Linked DNA regions of Homo sapiens: region 2 is linked to region 1. A link is a loop called in an ENCODE intact Hi-C map of the cell type or tissue named here. Cell type or tissue: HCT116. All regions are shown on one strand. Links, peaks and the distances in the headings refer to the core of each region. The heading gives the core; the rest is flanking DNA. Region 1 overlaps LOC105377308 (a long non-coding RNA gene). Region 2 has its middle 440 kb from the start of RASGEF1B.

Region 1 (2,917 bases), core at 223-2,722:
GAAGAGATTTCAAAAAGCCCCACTCAGGATTCTGATATGCCTCCCTTCACCATCCTACCCCTCCACACCTCCCTGGGAATGAAAAGCCACGGGAGACCTTAGAAGACAGTGCCCTTTTGAAAGTGTTACGACTGTATTTCATGGTTTAATGACCTAATTTCCTAAACATTAGGCAAATCTGTTTCAACACTTTCCAAAATGTAATTCATAGTATACTCATCTCGTAAGATACCATCTATTAAAAATTAAGCCAGACATGACGACATGCACCTATAGTCCAAACTACTCAAAAAACTAAGGTGGGAGAATTGCTTGAGCACTGGAGTTCAGGTGTGGGCAAGATAGTGAGACCTTGTCTCTAAAATAAAATAAAATAAAATAAATTCAGTCCACATAAGCTGGGAAAGCCCACATAGCATAGCCCCTTCTATCAGAATTTCACCAACTATATTAACATGCCTAATGAAGGACCTAAGGACTCCCACAGTAAAGAAAACTGTTTAATTTTTTCAATCCACACACACATTTGATGACAAATCTTATTCTTACAGAATACCTATTAACACTCTAGTATTGCACAGGAAAAGCTGAGAAACTCCAGTCTACATTGGCTTCTTTGTGACCGGGGACATGTCACATGTGGTTCTGTGCTTGCCTCAGATCTGCTTATGCAAGACAATATAACAGGAAGTGGTATTCCTTCCTCTCTCCAGAAACCCCACTCCCTACAGCACTCCCCTGGCCAGGCTTCATTTGCCTCTTTAAATCCTAGTGCAGAGATGAGCTAAGCCCAGTCCTCTCTCCCATCCTTCAGGTCCCCACTTGGCTTTATTCAGTACAGATGTGTGATCAAGGCTCCTGGGTTCCTCAGTGTTTTTCTGGGAATCTCACCAATACTTACCCGCTGCATCTGAGCTAAGTAACTGAGCTGGCCCAAAAAGAAACCAGCGTGGAGAACATGATGGCACTTGTGGGTCTTCTTGTGTAATTAACTAAAGGACAGGAATGGGCTGTGGAAAGCTGCAGTGCAGGGGACAAAAGATAAGAACAAGCCTGTCTGAGCCTGAATGAGTTACAAAAGAGAGCAAGGCAGACAAGAATGAAGATGAGAAATGACCTTCTTCCCAGCTCTCATTTCCTTCCTCTGTAAAATCCCTGAGTGTCCTCTTCAATTCTTCCCTAGCACAACTGTAGGCTGCTTTCTCCCTCAACGCTGTGCTCTGTGCTCCCTCTGCTGGCTCTCACATGCCAGCTACATTTAAAACAACCACAGGATAGTACAATGCCCACATTTGGGTGGCCTTCAGCAATGTTTCCCACTTGTACATGCTGTCTTAAATTTGGCTATACTTCTTAGCAAAAAATGAAAATTCAACCTCTTTTGTATTATAAAAAAAAAGTGGAGACAGGAAGGGAATGATTAAATAAATTATTGTACTTCATACTATGAAATGCAGCCACTTAATTTGTGTCCACAACTGTGTGAGGTACTGAGGATAAAAAGATTTGGTAATACATGGTCCCCGCTCTCAGGAAATTTACAAGCTAGTGAGGGGAGACTGACATATAACACACTTTTCAAAACGAAGAATTTTAGAAAATTCCTATAACATATGCCTTAAATGATGACTCAAACATGTCCTCTAAACGTATAAAGAGGTACCTCACACAGTCCAGGCTGGACTTTCTTAAATATTCATCTTGGGCTCGGTGCAGTGGCTCACGCCTATAATCCCAGCACTCGAGGCTGAGGCAGTTCGAGCTTGAGCTGAGGAGTTCGAGACCAGTCTGGGCAACATGGTGAAACCCCGTCTCTACAAAAAAAAAAAATACCCCAAAAATTGGCCAGGCATGGTGGCACATGCCTGTAGTCCCAGCTACTCAGGAGGCTGAGGCAGGAGAATCGCTTGAACCAGGGAGGCAGAGGTTGCAGTGAGCTGAGATCGCACCACTGCACTCCAGCCTGGGTGACAGACACCTCATCGAAAGAAAGAGAGACACAGAGAGAGAGAGAACTAATGGCTTTGTGTGAATGTTTTCACCATGATTTAGGCAAAGAACAGAAGCCCATCATGTTGAGTTTCACAATTGGTAGCTGGTGCAGAAGGTTCAGGTAGCAAATGACTGTTTTTGGATTTGGGATATATGGTATTTCTGAAGGTCAAAGGAAATATTTGATACAACCACTCTGTAATCACAGGTTTGTAGTGTTCCTGACCAGCCCATCTCACACGCACCCTTCCCCACACACACACCCAACACTTCAAATAACTCTTTTTATAGATTTTTTATTATTTATATTAATATACCTTCCATAAAGTTTTGTAAATATAGACCCAGGTGTGGGTCGGGTGCCGTGGCTCATGCTTGTAATCCCAGCCCTCTGGGAGGCTGAGGCAGGAGGACTGCTTGAGCCCAGGAGTTCAAGGCCAGCCTGGGCAACAGGATGAAATCCTATCTCTACAAAAAGAATACAAAAATTAGCCAGACATGATGGTGCACGCCTGTAATCCCAGCACTTTGGGAGGCCGAGGCGGGCGCATTACTTGAGGTCAGGAGTTTGAGACAAGCCTGACCAACATGGCGAAACCCCGTCTCTACTAAAAATACAAAGAATTATCCTGGTGGGATGGTGCATGCCTGTAATCCCAGCTACTTGGGAGACTGAGGTGAGAGGATCGCTTGAGCCCAAGAGGAGAAGTTGCAGTGAGCCGAGATCGTGCCACTGCACTCCAGCCTGGGCGATAGAGTGAGACTTGGTCTCAAAAAAAAAAAAAAAAGAAAAGGAAGAAATTAAAAAAAAAATGTAATGTGCATCTTAATGGATAGATTTGGTTACATGAAAATATGAAACCATCATGATCATAACTGCCATCTGTTACGGCTACCCCCATTATGGACACCTACTAAGGGCCAG
Region 2 (2,917 bases), core at 139-2,638, 360 kb before region 1:
TAAGAAGCCTGACTTATATAAAAGAGGTTCCTCATCTTATCACAGTTACCTACTAACAGGACTCTAAGGTCTTGGCTGTCCTAGATCCTGTCTCCCAAGCTATCAACCATGTTAGAGCAAAAAGGCCCATTAAGCATCATGGCATCCAGCCTGGACCCTTTAACTCTCACATCCCTGTATGCATACTTCTTACCACCTACCACCAGGGACCCAAGGGCTTTCCAGTGTGCCTGGCCTCTCAGCCTTTCCCACTAATTCCCTGTGTCTAGTTTGACATTTGTCTCTTCCCCAGTAATGAATGACTGTCCTTCAGGAGAGGCAGCTGCCCTCCCCTCATACCTCCCTACACCCATTAATCTCCCTTGGACATAGGTCAACTCGGTAGTAGGCCTAATAGATATTTTACCCACAAGATAGCATTACATCTATGTAGCAAGACACACACACATAACACACCTGCCAAGATGAAAAAGAGTGAGGGAGAATGTGCAGCTGAGATGTTGCATCATACTCACTACTAAATTGTAAGAAACAGTCTTGAAAGCAGGGTCCATTTGTCAGTGTTTATATAACCCTTGATGGCCAGCACAGCATCCAGTACAATTAGGCACCCAATAAATAATTGTTGCATTAAATAATGAATGAATACATTTAATGATTTCTCCCACTGTTTAAAATCTGAAGTGAAAGACCAGTTCTGTGCTCTGACATAGCCCCTGATAAATTTTGAGTTTTAAGGAAATCCTCAACAAAGCCTCCATTGATCAAGCTCCAGGATTAACTTCTCTCTGCTGTTTACTTTCCAACACAGAAAACTTTAAATACTTTAAAATATGTAAAGTTGGAGGAATTAAATTAAATAAACAACTCACTGGCAATGGAACCACTCCAAGGCAAAGTCAATATAGATACTCTCAAAACTACACATAAAGTCACCAAGGCAAAATGAACCTCTCATACTTAAAGCAAGAAAAATATATTTAACAAGAATTAGTATTTACTGAGAACCTACTATGTACCAAGAAGTATGATTGGCACATATTTTATATTGTTTTGTTTAACCCTTACGACAGCCCTACACATTAAGAAGTATTGTCTCCATTTTAAAAAAGTCAGAAAAGTGTTTCTGTCCATAGTCACTTGTTTAAGGGGTTAAGGGCATAAACTTTTGGATCCAGACTGACTAGGTTTAAATTCTGCCGCTGCCTTTTCCTAGCTGTATGACCCTGGACAAACGTAGCTTAATATATTTGTGCCTTGGTTTCTTCATCTGAAAAATGGAGCTAATAATTGTGCCAGTTGCTAAATTATCATCGCTCATCTCCAAGCCCACGTTTCTGTTATCTGCTTTGTGATGCTTGGGGCTGGAACTCTGAGAACCACATTTCGGCTGAGTCAGCTGCTTCTTGTAATATCTGCCAGTAGGGGCGCTAGCGAGAGGGGCAGAGCCCGAGGACGAACAGGGGACTTGCTCCTTCCCGTGTGCTTCTTATGAACTTCGCCTCAGCAGTACCATCCTTTTCTTCTTCCTACAGAGCCACCGAGCCAGTTTGTAGATTTTCCAGAATCAGCCTCATTATGTGCCCCTCAGGGACACTGGCACCCGCCCCCTCCTTTTTCCAGAATCAGCCTCATTATGTGCCCCTCAGGGATACTGGCACCCGCCCCCTCCTCAGAGGTCTGAATTTCAGCTCTGTGGGGCCCTTCCTCTAAGTGTCCAGGAAGTGTTGGTAATCCCAGCTCTTTCCTTTGCTCCCTCAGCCCTGGAGACGGCAGCTGCTCCCTGGAATTGCTTGCTACCTACCTGATACCTTACAGCTCTCTTTCTACCCTTCTTTTTACCCTTTTCATTACCTCATTAAAACATTACAACCGGTTAACCAGTTAGATTCTCTTTTCCAATTATTGGTGTGGTATTCTCCTGACAAGCCCTGAGAAACAAGAACACCTACCTCATTAGGTCACTGAGACTATTAAATGAGTTCATCGTAAAATGCTCGTATTGTACCTGGAGCACAGGGCTTGCGATATCAATGTTAGCTCTTTTTATGTGGTAAGTATTGGAGCTGGGTGGGAATCTGGGTCTGTCCATCTTCTCAATCAACATAATGTTTCTCTAACAAAAATAGCTACTGTTGACACAGGCATGGGCTTAATGCTTCCACATACGTTGCCTCTTTTAATCCTCTTCAGCACCTCTTAGATGCTTTGAATTTTTGCAGTGTTTTTTCTCTGACAGTTGGCATCAAGAAAGGTATTCTGAGTTACTATGTGCATTATTCTGAAAAGCTAGGCAAGTACTCCCATCAGTGCAAACTTCTACAGTGGAAGAATAATATGTAAATATGAACCTCTCTAAAATTAAACATGAACTTCTCCGAACTTGCCCCATGTATCACCAGGAATTAACATAATTTAAGTGTGTATGTGTGTACTCATGTGTGTTTGTCTGAGAATTAATATTTTGAAATTTCAAATTTTCTACTCTTTGAATTTCTAAACTATCAATGAAATATAGAACCTCAAAATTATTAAAAGGCTACTTTGCACCAGGTACTGGGATATAAGTGTTTTCACATATATTATCTCATTTCATCCTTAACATATGCTACCCCAGTGGGTATGATCATCTTCTCTATACAAATATGTTCAAGATCACATAGCAAAGTGGCAGAACCAAGAATTGAAACCAATTCTTTCTGACTCACAGAGCTCATGTTTTAACCAATTCATCACAGGTCATAAGTGAGGGTTATTCTCCACAACACATGTTGAGAGAATAAAGTTTAGTAAAAATATGAACTGAGATAGGAACAATTCCTTCACTGTGAAGTGCTTAGAAAATAAAAGAGCTGAATATAGCACAGTATCTTCTGACCTTGCTTTCAGAATTGCTTGTAAGTCATGGGAAAATTCT

Evidence for each region. Peaks named below come from ENCODE experiments on the same cell type or tissue, not always from the same donor. Only the 100,000 strongest peaks of a DNase experiment are listed, where the experiment ranks them.
Region 2: a loop joins it to region 1, with 2.0 times the contacts of the local background. A loop is called at or near these places in 10 of 110 quality-filtered maps.

What each region holds. Positions count from the first base shown.
Region 1 is chr4:82,267,540-82,270,456 of GRCh38, forward strand. The region is part of intron 1 of LOC105377308 (a long non-coding RNA gene); the gene reads right to left. Among named protein-coding and RNA genes, the nearest start is that of HNRNPD, 100 kb to the right of the region's middle. In HCT116, for the core only: a CTCF peak has its summit at 1,241 (motif pointing left); a DNase peak (open chromatin) is centred at 1,232; H3K27me3 peaks cover 1,034 bases.
Region 2 is chr4:81,912,116-81,915,032 of GRCh38, forward strand. No RefSeq gene overlaps it. Among named protein-coding and RNA genes, the nearest start is that of RASGEF1B, 440 kb to the left of the region's middle. In HCT116, for the core only: a CTCF peak has its summit at 1,421; a DNase peak (open chromatin) is centred at 1,436.